Regions from separate parts of the Mus musculus genome. Here region 1 is linked to region 2. A link is a loop called in an ENCODE intact Hi-C map of the cell type or tissue named here. Cell type or tissue: heart. All regions are shown on one strand. Each heading gives the region's core, and the rest is flanking DNA. Links, peaks and the distances in the headings are about the cores only.

Region 1 (8,357 bases), core at 324-8,323, 88 kb after region 2:
TACTTATAAACCAGTCAGCATGGCAGTGTTTTGTATAGCACTTACATTAAAATTGATATTAACAGTAATCTGGAGATGAGTTAAAGTATTCAGGGAGATTTGCACAGGTTGTTTGCCTTCTTACAGAGAAGCACGCGTACCTCTCTCTCCCCAGTGGTCCTGAGACTCCATCCCTACCCTAGTGCACAAGTATCCTGGGATGGCTCCACCTGTGTGCTTAGCAACAGCACTGATAATCCTCGTTTCCTTTTATCAGGCTCTTCAGCTGTCGTGTTCTTCCATTCCTTTTAGCTTTATCTCTTTCAGTTTTATTTTGAACTTTCATTTACATATAAATAAGACTTGAACATATTGAAAACTTGATTTTCAATAAATGCAGTGTTACTAATGTGTTTTTAGACTGAAGGCACCGTAATGGTGCAAAGGTGCGTCATATATTGCATGAAATACAGCAACTTGGAAATGTACACAGGACACACAAAGAATACCAACATGTTGTCACACCAAGGCAGAGTGCTGAGCGGGAGTTTCAATAGCAACAACTTGTGGTTTGGTTTCCCTCTTTGCCACTAACCTACTGTAAATGATTTAATGTTGTGTTTCAGTTGCACTTGTAGAAGGAGCTCAGTAGCAAACCTGTTCAAGCTGCAAGGTAGGTTGTCGCTGCACAACTTTAGAATAAATGAACCATGGAGCTAGTAACCCTGCAAACACCCTGAATCCTTTAGTATTATATTGGGGGTTAACCACTTATTTTATTCAAAGATAGATCATTCATTCATTTAGCCCCATATTAGGGATGCCAATGAAAACATATGCAAAGAAAAATTTACTTAAATACCCCAGATAAGCAATGAGAAAGTGATTTGTGCTTTGTCATTGGTGTTGAGTTCTAGAAAGTAGAAAGTCTCAAAAACAAACAAAAACCAAAACCAACACAAAGCAGTTTTGCTGTTTGGGTGGCAACCTGCACAGAGGAAGTGCTGCTCTGTGGCAAATTTGCTGAAGTGGCAATTAAGAATTAATCTCCACATGTTAAAAGCCATACAGAAACCTCAGATAATATTCAACCTTTCCAAAGACACTTCTTCAGATTATGTGCATCACTTTTTGGATGACAGAATAATTTACTTTGCAAACAGGGGTCTTCTGAGAGTGAAACGAAGATTACTAGTCATTCTAGCTAACAAGAGTAAACTTACTATCTTGGGAAATTGTGAATGGTGCATTGAGTGGGAAATAAAAGGTTATTTTGTTCTTGTTTTGCTTTGAGATAGGGCCTCATTATGCAGAGCTGCCTTGCCTGGACTTCACTATGTAAACCAGACTGGATTTAAAGAAAAATGGCAGATTTTTTTTTTCAATCTAGCTATTCTTATAAGCTGGCAAGATAGCCTGTTATCTAATATGTATGTATCCATAAATACGTAAATGCATATATTTACATATACATTTGTGTGTACAAATACAGAAACTCATATTATCAGAATACAAAACTTCTGGGTGGACCAGGAAATGAGTCTTCTATTTTAATCACGAAGTATTTCAAGTCAGTTTCCTGTGCCAAGCACTTCCCACATGGGAATGCTGTAAGAATGCAGAAGGGCTGCACAGGAAGTGTAAGAAAGGAATGTCACACTGGAAAGCTCAGAACTTGTAAAGGGCATCTGGTGTGTTTGTCTACCCTCTTTTCTGTGTGTGTGCCGGGGGAGTGGGGTGGGGAGGGGGATGGGAGTGCCATCAAGATGTATTGTATTCATGTATGAAATCTTCAAATAAAAAAATGCTGGAGCTGGAGAGATGGCTCAACAGTTAAGAGACTGGCTGCTCCTCCAGAGTTCATGAGTTCAATTCTCAGCAACCACATGGTGGCTCAAACCATCCATAGTGGAATCTGATGCCCTCTTCTGGCATGGAGGTATAGATGTAGATAGAGCATTAATATACATTAAATACATACATGCATACATACATACATACATACATCTTTGCTGGTTGTGGTGAAGCACACTGGTAGGATTTGCTGAAGGAGGCAGAGGCAGGAGGATCATGAGTCTGAGGCCAGCCTGGGCTACGCATAGGGTCTGGAGACATGGCTCAGCAGTTAAGAGCACTGACTGCTTTTCCAGAAGTCCTCAGTTCAATACCCTGCAATTGTAAGTGGCTCACAACCATCTGCAATGGGATCCGATGCCCTCTTCTTGTGTGTCTGAAGACAGCTACAGAATATCCATATAAATAAAATAAATTTGTACGTCTTTCCCCCAGATGGGGGATGGGGCCACTCACTCATCTCCAAATATTTAACCCAGAATTGCTCCTATCTAAAGGAAATACAGAGAAAACATGTGGAGCAGAGACTGAAGAAAAGGCCATCCAGAGACTGGAGTAAATGGAGATAGGTCTTATCTTGGTACGGAAGTGTATACAACTCTGTCTGGGAGAAGAGGGACAGGTGGATGCTTCACTACTTTCTCTACTGTGGACATAAATAAGTGGTTCTGGAAAAGTACATATCTATAGCTCTCTGAAAGTATTTATCTAGTGTTACTTGATGACCTTTGAATCCAGGTGCTCATGTTCTTAGCTATAAAAACTTACAGCGTTCAGAATCTACACATCATTGCGCCACAGTTGACCATCAATGACGTACAGGACTAACTTTTCAGAAACAAGGAAATTTAAGGTCAAGTTCAGAATTTCCAGTGTGGGCTTATGTTCCCCTAGACTTCTCAGTCTCATGGGGGACATATATGTTCTTGTTTGATTTGTACATAAAATGAAACTAGATGAATTCCATACAAACTTCTGGGGTAAGAAATATAAGCATTATGTCTGCTTTTTTCCCCCCACGGCCTAGGAAAGTCCACTTGAACCTGAGTCAAGAGAAAGAGTTTATCATGTTTCCACCGGGTATCTGTCATCATTTCTGCCTCCATCCCTGTGATAAAGTGTCTGACAAAAACAATTTACAGAAGAAAAGCTTGATTCTGGCTCAGTGTGGAGAAACTTCCTCTGCTCTAACAGCTGCTCTCAGTACTACCCAACCACAGACACGTCAGTGTTAGGCAGCCTTTATCATGGTCACTGTTGGACCTGAGCAGGCCTCTGGGTGGAGGAATTGGGGAAGGTAAGAGAAGCACAGCCTTTTACTGGGGATATAGCGCATGAGCAGGAGGACAGGTGACATAAGACAACAGTAGAAATGTGTCACCTCTTGGCAGCTAGTGATGATGTTTTCTGTAGCTGCTGGGTCCCTCGGGCTGGCCATGGAGGTGCCTGATGGTCCTTCTGTCACTAGGTCTCTCGGGCTGACCACGGGGGTGCCTGATTACTAAGAGTCACCCTCACTTACACGCACTGGCTTTCATTTGCTTTTCTGTGTCTATTACTGGAGAAGGAAGAACAGCTCAAATCCTCTTTCAGTGTCACATTTAGTACTTTGTGTAAGTGAGACTCAAGGGCTCCTCTGAGTTTTGAGCAGAGGCCCTAAGAGAGTGTCTTTGTGACTAATAGAATTCATTTAAAGGAATTATGGAGTAGGAGATGAATGCGTTAGGGCAGAGAGCCTCTTTTTAGGCACAAAGTGGAGCCCATCTAATTTTAGATTTCTGCTTGGGCAGAGCTTGTCCTGGTCTTAACTCATGCTGTTCATTGCAAGGTCGATCAGAAGTAGTCAGAAAGACACGATTAATTGGTAGAGGTCATCAAAAGAGCTATCTGAGTCACTGATAGTCACCAGGAGTGACCAGTTCCTTTGATTACAGCAGGGCTTAGGGGTGGGGTACTATGTCACACAAACCTTCAGCTATGGCATTGAGCCTTTGCACAGTGCTTCCGCGGCTTAGCAACTTTAGAGAAGTTTGTTGTTACTTGTTTTACTTCTGCTTTTAGTATGGATTAGAGGAGTCTACACTTTTGGAAGTACCTGTTGGTATTAGTGAACCCTGGATTGCAAACGGGGTTAAACAAATCGATGTTCTGTGGAAATTCTTTGATCCTCTATAACTGTCAGCTGTAAACCTCCATTTGCACTGCTTTGAAAATGGGAAGATTGACTCTGATTTGAGGACTCCAGGAAGGAACAAACGGGTCTGTAGATCTGTAAGAGGTTTGAGGGGCTGAAAGAGGTGGCTAGGTGCTTGGAGCCCTTGCTGCTCTTCCTGAGGACCCAAGTTGGGTGGCTCACAATGACCTTTAACTTCAGATCCTGGGTGTTTGGTGCCCTCTTCTGGATTCTGTTGGTACCCACATACATGTGGCATACACTCATATAGACACACAAATACACATAAATAAAATCTTTCTTAAAAGGTTGTGAACTTGGTAAAGCTATGTAAAGGGTAGAGGTTAACATTCAGAACACTATAAACTCCAACAGTGTTTGTTACATTATATGCTCAATGTTATCTGAATGCTTCTACTCTAAAATCTAATCACCATAATTACTCTATAGACCATGTACTATTATCATTCCTGTTTTTAGATGCAACCTTAATTCATACATGGGTTAAATAATGCAAAATTAGTTCAAATGCAAAATTACTAATAAGGAAGGTTTAGCTGTCTTTAAGACTCTAATACATTTCCATGGTAACAAACAGCATTAAAAAGTAAATTCATCCGGTGGGTAGAAAGCCCAGCTCTCCACACAGTTTTAAAGAGCTAATAATAGCCGTAAAGAGAACCCTTTCTGCACAGTTGTTGCAGCCAAAGCATGGCCACTTGCTGGTTTAACAAGATCACTTTCATGTATTTTGCTTCCACTTTTATATCTAGGTTAGAGGAGCTCTCTTAGTCTCTCCAAAGTGCCTGTGGAAGTGAGTGAACTCAGTTAGCTATATTCCTGGATACAAGAGGTGCTAAGCAAACAAATTAAATCCTTTGATCTTTCATAAAGAAAGTGCCTCTAATTGTCAACTCTTTAAAGAAATTCAGTTCCTTTCTAACGTGAGGGCTCAAATGTCAGAGCAAACACTGTTGATTTCCCTAGTTAATACCTTGATACACTAAGGTATTAATAAAAAACACCAAGAAGATCCTAATGCTCAGAACTAGTTTTATTATAATTATGTATCTTCTATAATTAAAAGGTTAGATGGGCAAATATTTTGCATATTTCATTTTCACCTAGATTTCAAAAAATTAAATGTCAGACACATCAATAATGAGCTTTTTAAAATTAAGAAGTCTAAAGTGTTCTCATGAATTTTATTGTCTATAGATATGTGGTCCTAAAATGGGAAGAATACATGACCACACTGAGTCACTATTCCAGTTATTATAGTCTTAAAATCTAGTGGCTGTCACAGATTTCCTGTTTTATGCTCTGTGTTAAGCACTTCACCTGTATAACTGACTTACTCTCTACAAGTCTACATCTCCAGTATGATAGAGGTTGTTGTTGGTTTTTTCTTCTCCAGTTTATATTCTCTCTCCTTGCTACAGCAACAGAAGCTTAGCAAATCACATGTCATCCTGTGAAATCAGATGTAGTCAATGGCTAGATTTTGGCCAAGCAAATGTGAATGGAAGGGCCATGTGTAACTCTTGAATCAAACCCTTAAAGGAAGAGAAAACATGTTCTCCTTTCTCTTATTCTTTCCTGACTAGAATATAGACTCCATAGTTCCTGAAAGAGAAGCTACTTTTTAAGAGATTAGAGCAAGCCAAAAATAGCCCAAGGCTACAGAATCATGCTTCTACCTTATCAGCCCATGATGTTCCCATCAGAGAGAAGCCTACCTCTATTTCATTTAGTGGCTGCTGTTTCTTTCCTTTTCTCTTTTCTTTTTTCCTTTTCTCTTCTTTTCTTTTTTTTACATGCACACACAGATCTACTTAATTTAATACATGAGTTGTTGTGGAGGGTTGCTTGTTTGTTTGCTAGTCACATCTGCATTTGGGAGCACGTAGGGAATCTGGTTGAAATTAACTTGGATGTGGCCAGATCTGTAAAGGAAGAAGAGTAAGGCTAATGGCAGAAGCCTGGAACGGAGACTAATGAACTGAAGAAGTGAATGTGACTCCAGAGGTCCAATGTCTGCATGACAGACAGCATCATCAAATGGGATGGGACTATGATGAAGATGAAGTAGATAGTAAGTGTTCTCATAGTGTATGTCACCTCAGGTTAACATTGGGCACAATCATGGATGCTGGCATCTCACTGTTAAAGTTGGGTTTCAGTGACCTTCTGCCCTAGTTTGCTTTCTGTTGTTGGGATAAACTGCAAAGCCAAAAGCAACTTAGGGCAGCAGAGGGTGGGGTGGGGGAAAGGGTTTATTTTACCTGACAACATGTAGTCCATTATAAAGAAAAGTCAGAGCAAGAACTAAAAGCAGGAACCTGCAGGCTAGGACTGATGCAGAAGCCATGGAGGAATGCTGCTTGCTGGCTTGCTTCCTAGCTTGCCTTCTTTTACTGCAGAACCATCAGCCCAGGGCTAGCACCACCCACAGTGGGCTGTACCTTCCCACACTAATCATTCATCAAGAAAATGCCCTCACAGACTTGCCCACAGGCCCATCTGATGCAAGCATTTTCTCAGTTGAGGTACCCTCTTCCCAGATGACTCTAGCTCATGTTAAGTTGACATGAAAGTAAACAGCAGAGCCCTCCCCACAGCTACCTTCAGTTTTTAGTCTTCCTGGCTTCCTGGGAGGCACCAAGAGCAGTGCTGAACACTGCTGGATTCCACATCTGTTTCCGTTGACCTCTTCCATAGGATTCTTGACAGCAAGGAGCAGCTAAACTTTGAGACCTGAAAGTTACCACGCCTAAAGTTAGAAAGCTCTGACAGTGTTTCAGTGTGACCCCCGCCCCCCCCTGCTCCTTCCAACATCAGTTGACCTAAATTCCATTTCAGAGCAGAGGTGTTTCCTCTTGCCATGGGCTTAATCACAACTCTGTACTTCATTTTCCTCAAGTGTGAACATCGTCTTGAGCTGAGTTAGTGCTGAGGTCATCCACAGGAATAGCCAGCCTGGCATCATTTGTCCTTTTTAGCAATGCTGTAAAAGAGGTCATTGCCATATATTTTCTTCAAACGGTTCCCATTCTCCCCCTCCCTAGTTATTTAGATAATGGGGCATTCTATGCATTCGTGCCTTTGTGTAAGCAACCATGAGAAAGGAAATGTCTCATTAGGAGAGATGACTTGCATTTTCTTAGTCTGCTATGAATGCATGAAAAGAATTCCATCTTTAAGAAAGTGGAGTTCTCCCAGGGATAACCACAGGACAATTCATATGGACCCCACATTTCTGCCATCCATAGTTGTCTCCTCACTGAAAGAAAGTTTGATTCCTAACTTCACAAATGTTTCTCTAGGAAAACAACGACAATGACTTCTGCTCTCAAAGACTGCAATACAGTTTAGAATAGGATGCAAATCATTAAATTGGTAGCACCCTATGCTTGGAGGGGTGCTCAGTGCAAGGCCCCCTGCCCAAGTTGAGTGAGATTCAGTGAATTAAATATGAGTCTTCCTCAAAAGGGGTCCATCATCCAAGGCAGAAAATAGACAAATGCATAAATAATTCCAACTCAAGACACATAATGATATGTGCTTTAAAAGAGGCACAAAGGAAATGCTAGAAGAATAGCAGAGGTGAAGGGTACAGCCCCTGGCTTCTAAATGAGATCTCTTATAAAATGTGAGAACTTGTCCGCTTATTGCTGGCAGTCAGTGTCATGGTGAATGCTAATACAACTCTATACAGTCTAGAATCACTTGGAAAGGTGACCAAAATGAGGAATTGTCTACATCAGTTACATCAGTTTGGTCTGTAAGCATAACCTGTGAAGAATTTCCTTAATTGAGTTATTTGTGGTAGAGAGATCTGTCCTGACTGTGGGCAGCACCCTTTCATGGGCTGGGTCCTGGACTGATAGAAAGGAAAACGTAAGCTAAACACAGGCATTCCTTTCTTCTGCTTTAAAATAAATAAATAAATAAAAAAGAGATGAGGCTTTATTTGTGTGTATTCATGTGTGTATGTGTCTAAGTACATTAACATATGCATGCGCAAAAGTTAGATCTCTTGGAGCAGGAGATGTAGCCATTTGTGCTTTGTCCCTCCTGGGGGTGCTGGGATCCAAGCTTTGGTCTACATGATTGAATATCACAAAAGCTGCTGAGCCATTTCTCCAGATTCATTTCTACCCTTTGGCCATGGAGGCAATGTAAGCAGCTGTGTAAAACTCCCAGCACGGGGACTTCTTCAAAACAGTGGACTGTAACCTGTAATTGTAAGCTCATCTAAATCCCTCTTTACCTAATTCTTGGCAAAAGCCTGCAAGTCCTGAAGGCGACAGTCTAGGTAAGGACCGTCTCCAACCATATCTAACCAATG
Region 2 (8,357 bases), core at 105-8,104:
CGGATTGACAGATGCTAGTCACTTCTGGTGCCCGGTTGTTTTGTTGTTTGTTGTTGTTGTTGTTGCTGCTGCTGCTGCTGTGGCTGTTGCTGTCTCCCTGAACCCATGGAAGCAAAGTTGTCTTCAACCTTTCTCAATACTCTCTTGGAAAAATAAATAAACACTGAAAAGTGTCTAAGATGAGAACAACAGCCTTTGACTGTGAAATAGTTCGTTGTTTGCATCTTTGCTGTCTTACATTTCTCACCATTTCTTATGGGAATTGCAATCTATAAGTCTTCCCATGTGTAACTTTAGAATTTCAAGGGTGGTTTTTAAACCCCCACCTGTTTTCTGCCAGAGGACACTTAAATTGGTAGAGACAAGTATATAGAAGTGAAGCTTCTGTTGAGGGGCATCTGGGTTCTTTCCAGCTTCTGGCTATTATAAATAAAGATGCTATGAACATAGTGGAGCATGTTTCTTTCTTACCAGTTGGAACATCTTCTGGATATATGCCCAGGAGAGGTATTGCTGAATCTGCTGGTAGTACTATGTCCAATTTTCTGAGGAACCACCAGACTGACTTCCAGAGTGGTTGTACAAGCTTGCAATTCCACCAGCAATGGAGGAGTGTTCCTCTTTCTCCACATCCTCGCCAGCATCTGCTGACACCTGAATTTCTTATCTTAGCCATTCTGACTAGTGTGTGGTGGAATCTCAGGGTTGCTTTGATTTGCATTACTCTGATGATTAAGGATTTTGAGCATTTTTTCAGGTGCTTCTCTGCCTTTTGGTATTCCTCAGGTGAGAATTCTTTGTTTAGCTCTGAGCCCCATTTTTTAATGGGGTTATTTGATTTTCTGGAGTCTAGCTTCTTGAGTTCTTTGTATATGTTGGATATTAGTCCCCTATCAGATTTAGGATTGGTAAAGATCCTTTCCCAATCTGTTGTTGGCCCTTTTGTCATATTGACAGTGTCTTTTGACTTACAGAAGCTTTGCAATTTTATGAGGTCCCATTTGTCAATTCTTGATCTTACAGCACAAGCCATTGTTGTTCTGTTCAGGAATATTTTCCCTGTGCCCATATCTTCAAGGCTTTCCCCCCATTTTCTCCTCTATTAATTTCAGTGTCTCTGGTTTTATGTGGAGTCCCTTGATACTTCATTCCTTCTTAGAATGGGGAACAAAATGCCCATGGAAGAAGTTGCAGAAATAAAGTTCAGAGCAGAGCCTGAAGGAATGACCATCCAGAGACTGCCCCACTTGGGGATCCACCCCATAAACAACCACCAAACCCAGTCACTAGGCAGATGCCAACAAGAGCCTGCTGACAGGAACCTGATATAGCTGTCTCCTGAGAGGCTCTGCCAGTGCCTGACAAATACAGAAGTGTATGCTCACAGTCATCCATTGGACAGAGCACAGGGTCCCCAATGGAAGAGCCAGAGAAATACCCAGGGAGCTGAAGGGGACTGAAGCCCCATAGGAGAAACATCAATATGAACTATCCAGTACCCCCAGAGCTAATTGGAACTATACCACCAATCAAAGAAAACACATGGTGGAACTTGTGGCTCTAGCTATATATGTAGCAGAGGATGGCCTAGTTGGTCATCAATGGGAGGAGAGGCCCTTGGTCCTGTGAAGGCTCTATGCCCCAGTATAGGGGAATGCCAGGACCAGGAATGGGAGTGGGTGGGTTGGAGAGCAGGAGAAGAGGGGAGGGGATAGGGGGTTTTCGGAGGGGAAACTAGGAAAGGGGATAACATTTGAAATGTAAATAAAGAAAATATCTAATAATAAAAAAAGAAGAAGTGAAGCTTCAGAGTCCTACCTGCCTGCTCTTCATCAACACCCTGCACTCCTCTGAAAGCATCAATGAGCTCTAGAGGGCCACAGAACCAAGTATAGAACTTGATGGCGTATGATTTCATTCAATATTCCAATGTCTGGAGTTATGAAGTGACTTAGCCAAGGTCATTCTCAACTCTCCGAGTCACAATTGTCTGACCAGCTGAGTCAACCAAAAATAAATTTTCTGCTAAAAATATTCTGGTAAGCAATTGCTTGTCACTCTGAAATGCTTTCCACTGCCTCACCAAGAAAATCAAGTGTTTTTCTCAGGGACTTTTTCTGCAACAAAACCAGCCAACCGGGCAGTATAGGCCACTTCCTAGGACCAGCTTTGGCTTGAAGAGGACAGAATGCTCATGGCACGAAAATAGCATCCAGTTTTCATGTAGGGTACACAGTGCCTGCTCGTGGTGGGACACGTGTGCCTGTGGAGAACAACCTCCTAGAGTCCAGCCTCTCTCTGCTTGAGTGCAGAGTGTGCTGGGCAAATGAGAACATTGCAAACTTTCTATCTTTGCAGCCTTTGTCTTAGGGTATAGAAAATTACCCCGAATGTTTGAACAGTTCAAAATATCTTTGTAGAACAATCTCACTAGCCCTGAAGAAAGTGATCAGAGGCTGTACTCCCTGGAGGTCCTAATAACTTTTAATAAGGGTTTTCTCCTTAGTTCCTAATGGGAAAAAATGGTTGGGATCCACTTGAAAACTAAGGCTGTATGTTGGAGCATTTCTGAGTTCAGAAAGAACCATTAAACTAGAACAGGCATTATATGTTGATTATAATTTGTCAGAAGACAGTTTATTAAGATGGTACTATGCTAGCCTTTCCCTTCACACCCTTTATGAATACTTATAAAGATCCCAATATTAAAAACACTATTATAATACAAAGGCACAGACAACAGGACCATAAAGCAAACCTATGAAGGGCCTGGGGCTGTCTGGCAGCTTAGACTGCAAGCATCTCATAGCATTTCAATGATGGGGCTGAAGTTAAAAATGCGTATTACTTCTGTAGACTAGTATACTTATACAGTAGGGCAGTTTACAACTACCCTAACTCAAGCTCCAGGCCTCAATGACCCAGGCCTCAGCAGGCACCTGCATTCACATGTATGCAGCATTTCCAACATACAAGTAACCTTTAAAAAAGGGTAAAATTGAAAAAGAATTGCTAAGAAGTTGAGTTGAATGGTGTTAGTGACTTTTTGATTCACAGTTTGCCAACTACAAAGAGAAATTTCATAAAACAGTCATGTGTGTTCCTTAAGAACACTGCAACTTAATTGAAGGAACAAGAGAGACTTAAGCCATGGTCTTCTGCTGTATTTTTGAATAGGACACTACCATTTAACTTCAAGGACCAAGCAGAACATGCTACTTACAGTAAGACCCACGTAACCCCTAACCCTTTCCAGTTTTCCTTTAGAATGAGTGGGTCAAGACAAATCAGTAATTACCATGAATGAAAATTTAAGTGTTTCTAAACTGGAATCGAAGGAATCCCCACTAATTTAATTCATAATGTTTATCCCTAGTAAACAGCATGTTTCAGTTATGAAAGATATTTTTTCTGTATGTGTCTCTACTTTCTGTAAGGGAGAGATGAGTTATGACTAGAGTTGGCTCTGTTCTACCCTGTATCAACCCCTACTTGTGATTGCTTGGTATAGCTCTGCTTTGTCAGAGTGGCAGACAAGTGGCCTACAGGAATGAGGAAAACTGATGTATGAAGTGAGGAAGGAAAGTTTTAAAACAAAGCAATTTCACTAATAAAATGCTCAAGTAGTCTGGAGTAATTTGGGTACTTGGTGAATCATTGCTTAGCAATTCATGAACACTGTGGGTGCTTGGAATTCAATTCCATTGTCCTCTATCTGAATTGCTTTGAAAAAAGGGGGGGGGGGAATCACATGGGAAGGAAAGGAAGTTTTGACTTTCACATGCCTGTTATTGCTAAGGAAACCACTTCCTCCGGCATTCACATATTAAGTGTGTCTCTGCTTCTGGCTTCCATTCAAATTACATCTTGGTGCTGCCTTAAGGAACGAACAAGGGTGGGGAGTATTTTAAAAACTTTACTCAACTCTGTTCAAAGAACAAAAAAGAGGGGGCTTTTCAGATGCCCTTTCTTTTCTGAAGTTCTCTAGGTATCCTTGGATGGAGCCTCTCAGACCTAACAGGATGTCTGAGATTTGAGGGAAGTGGCCTGTGATCTGCCAGTAAACAGATGAGATCGGAGTGCAGCGTTGTTGTATTTTCTGACTGGCAATGGCTCTGAACTATCTCCTAGTTCTTGCTGCAGACAAAGAAACAGGAGATGAATTACCATGTTCTGGGACTGAGTGTTCCTTTCTAATTCAAACTGCAATAAGAAATAAAAATGATTAGACATCCAGGGTGTAGATTATATAACTTGCTTCCTCTTTTTTTTCCCTTTTTGGTTTGTTTTGTCTTTTAAAGGGAAAATGAATAAAATAGAGGGATATTTAAAAGACTGAGCAAGCACATCAAGAGCCTTCTTACACACTGGACTGGATTCTGATCTGAAGTGACAATTTTTACACAGTAGGTCTCTACTTGATGTTATTTTTACTTTTTATCTGTATTTCTATTTTTAACCCAAACAGAAAGAGAGAGAGAGAAAGTATGTGTGTGTGTGCGTGTGTGTGTGTGTGTGTGTGTGTGTGTGTGTGTGTGTGTGGGTGGGTGTGGGTGTGGGTGGGTGTATATGATGTATTCACGTGTGTGCACGTGCGCACACACATGCTGGGGAGATGGTTTAATCTACCAAGCTTACTACAAGAATGAGGACCCAAGTTTAATCCTCAGCTCCCACATGTATACATCTATAAACCCAGAGGTTAAGGAGGTAGAGACAGAAGGCTCCTCAGATGTCACCAGGGATTCTATTGCTGAATCAATGAGTTCCAGGTTCAGTGAAAAACCCTGTCTTAAAAAAATCAGATGGAGAGGCAAGCAGGATGGTATACGTGCTAATGGAACTTGTCACAAAAACCTGATGGCCTGAGGTTTGTCCTTGGAATACAGAGCAGAAAGCAAAAACCAACAACCAAATGTTTTCCCCTGACCTCTATGTGGCTAGTTGTTATATGTACTCATGCATGCACAAGCACAAGCATAATAAATTACATAATTTAAAGTAATATGGTGACAGAGTGACTGAAGAATGGTATATAATGTAAACCTCCAGCCTCCACACACACATGCATACGTACACACGCAAGAAGAATCTCATATAAATTACCTCTTGATCCACTGTAGAAACCCAACAAATTCTAAACTTCTCTGCTGCCAAAAATAGGACACACGCCAGTTTTGTTAGAGGTGCCTAGTTCTCTAATGTCTAGGCTCAATGGTTTGTCTTCTACGTCTGTGTTTTTGAAGTTGCTCATGAATTTTAGAATCAGAACAAACCCCCTCCGTTATGAAGAACAATCTGCAAATAACGAGGCTATGGTGAATGCACGACAGAGGAATGCTCTTTCAATATTGCATGGGGCCAACTGTGAAAAGGGCAACCAACTTCTTCACTGCAGTCAGGACATTACTGTGTTAGGACAGGCTCCCAGAAACCATAAGCGAAGGAATAAAGTGTTTAATACTAAGTGACTTGATATTCATTGTTTCAGCAATCATGGCTTTAGTCTTGATAGTTAGCATATTATAAAAGAGGAACGTATTTTTATATGACCTGCAGAAGTACAGAAATGTATTTACCAGTCTATTCTCAATTGCCTGCACATAACCCCCACACGTTTCAGAAACGTACTTTATTTTCTAAGTTTGATAGTATACAAAGGTTGCAAACCCGTGGCGTACTTTTTCAGTATGAACTCAGATGGTGATGTTTGATGAGGGAGATAGTAGGTATGCTGATAACAGAAATACCTAAGGTGCCCTGAGAACTTACTATTTGTCACTGGGGTGAACATGTAATGTGTTGTCTCATTTAACCTACTGCTAATGACCCTGTAAAATTGGTTCTCTTATCATCCCTGACCTTTATATGAAGAATGGAAGCTCAGAAAGATAAGCAAGTTCTTAATTAGGCTCAGTCCTCCAGGAAGGGGTTAACATTCAAAAGCTAGTGGCTTTTCCTCTCAGTCCGGCTTCTTAGCTAGTAGGTGTCTGTAAAGAGAAAGCCTCTGACATAAACTGGTTTGAAAGGGCTAAAAAGGAAGGGAAGAGCCTCACCCCTTCCTTCCCCAGAAAGTACATATGCACAACTCTTAAGTGATTCTTTTGAACTACAAGAGGTAAATAATATAGTTCTCTGGAGAGGGCGGGGGTTGTCCCAGCCTCAATCATTCAGGAAAGCGAGACTTCCGCAAGAAAAAGGAGCATTTGTGAGCCAGAGAGGATGAGGACTGAGGTCTTGACTGAGATAGCTTGAATGTGGTTGTGCTAAATAACAAACAAACAAACAAACAAACAACAGCAGCAAAACCCACTGTCTTCCAGCATCTAACTATCCTTGCCTCCTCGAGACAGCCTAGAATTCAGAAAGACTCTTTTGGTGGCCGAGCAACTTGAGGAAAAGCTTTGCCTTGTTGACTGGAAAACCGATTCCTCTTATCTTCAGTAAAGTAACACTTAGTGAAATCAAAGACATGTTCCAAGGATACCAAGAGAAGGTTCATATGGCCATGTTTGAACTATTAACTAAATTTAAGATTCCCCTTCCTTTTTCATTTTTGAACTGAGGGGTAAAATTTTGGTAATGGGGGGGGGGCAAATCAGGTGGGAAACTATGAAAACCCTGAGGGCCAATCCCCACCTCTCCATGTCAAATGAAGAGAACCAGCTTTCCTCCCTCTCTTCTTCCTCTTCCTCTTATTTTGTTGTGTGGTGTATGTGTGTGCGGATTTTCATGCGTGTACACATGGACACACGTGTGTGCAGAGGACAGAGGTTGACTTTGGGTGCTTTTCTCTCTCTCTCTCTCTCTCTCTCTCTCTCTCTCTCTCTCTCTTTTAAAGATTTATTTATTTACTTATTATATGTAAGTACACTGTAGCTGACTTCAGACACACCAGAAGAGGGTGGCAGATCTCATTATGGGTGGTTGTGAGCCACCATGTGGTTGCTGGGATTCGAACTCAGGACCTTCGGAAGAGCAGTTGGCGCTCTTAACCACTGAGCCATCTCACCAGCCCAGAGTGCTTTTCTCAAACACAGTCTACCTTGCTTTTTGAGAGCCAGTTTCTCACTGACCTTGGAGGTTGCTGACTGACTAGAATAAAAACATGCCCCAGGGATCCTTCTGTCTCATGCCCACACCCTGCCAGTGTGTCACCATAACTAGATTTTTATATGGCATTTGGTCATCTACCTTATGCAGCATTTAAACCATGCCCTCTCCTCAGACAGATTTTTGTTTGTCTGGTTTTTTTTTTTTTTAATACAAGCTTTTTTAAAAGAAAGATTTATTTATTTATTTATTTTATTTATTTAATGTATGTGAGTACATTGTTGCTACTTTTGGACACACCAGAAGAGGGCATCAGATCCCACTACAGATTGTTATGAGCCACCATGTAGTTGCTGGTAATTGAACTCAGGACCTCTGGAAGAGTAGTCAGTACTCTTAGCCACTGAGCCATCTCTTAAGCCCTTGTTTGTCTGTTTTTAAGAAAAGAAAATTTTAATCCCACAATGTCTTAATATTTCTCCTACTAGATATGAGTCCCAAGGACTCATAGTTCTAGCTTAAGACATTAAAGTCATAATTAAATGCAAATGTCATCGACACATGCTAGTTGACATCTTGCCCTACTTTGTTTAAGAAAACCAACCTCCACTCAGTTGCTAAAGCCCATAATCTTAGAGTGATTCCTAACCCTTCATCCTTAAGTTCAATTACCAATAGGATGTGGCAACTTTGCCCTTAGGGGAGCTGAGTCTGCTGCTTTTCTATTACCATGTCCTGGGCAACTGCAGCACCTTGCTTAGCAGTCCACTTGTTTCTACCCTTGTCTTCTTTCAGTTCATTTTCTGTGTATCAGTCAGTTGGGGAGCTTTCTGTAATTCATTGTTTATCCAAATGTATTGAAAACTATGCAGTTCAGGACACAGTTCATGCTTCTTTTACTCGTGATGGTGTCATCCAGGCCAGCTGTCAGTCTCTACTCCTCTCTTCAACCTCCACACTCCAGTCCTAGGTGACAGGATTAGTTATTTTTCTTGTGGTGACAAAATAACTGATCAAAGGAAGGGTTGGTTTTGACTCCCGGTACCACAGTAGGGAAGGCATGGCTGGAGGAGCTGGAGGCAGCAGGTCTCATTGAGGCCATATTGAACAAGTAGAGTGAATCAATATTGAGGGTGTGCTCACTTTCTCACTGTCTCAGGTTTATGCAGCTGGGAACTTCAACCTGTGAACTGATACAACCCACCTATGGGTCAAACTCCCCGAGTCTCTTAGTTAACTCTGTATCTATCAAGCCAAACGTCTACCTTTGCTAATTTGACATTTTAACCTATTATTTTTAAGTC

What was found. Hi-C counts contacts between places; a loop is a spot of excess contacts. Peaks named below come from ENCODE experiments on the same cell type or tissue, not always from the same donor. Only the 100,000 strongest peaks of a DNase experiment are listed, where the experiment ranks them.
Region 1: it touches region 2 in a loop (1.9-fold over the local background); 2 of 42 quality-filtered maps call a loop at or near these places.

The regions. Positions count from the first base shown.
Region 1 is chr1:23,110,878-23,119,234 of GRCm38, reverse strand. It overlaps the pseudogene Rn4.5s-ps4. Among named protein-coding and RNA genes, the nearest start is that of Gm30442, 8.9 kb to the left of the region's middle. In heart, for the core only: a CTCF peak has its summit at 4,236 (motif pointing left); a DNase peak (open chromatin) is centred at 1,594; H3K27ac peaks cover 2,366 bases.
Region 2 is chr1:23,198,373-23,206,729 of GRCm38, reverse strand. No RefSeq gene overlaps it. Among named protein-coding and RNA genes, the nearest start is that of Gm29506, 33 kb to the left of the region's middle. In heart, for the core only: no CTCF peak of the experiment used is centred there; DNase peaks (open chromatin) are centred at 4,059 and 6,149; H3K27ac peaks cover 1,359 bases.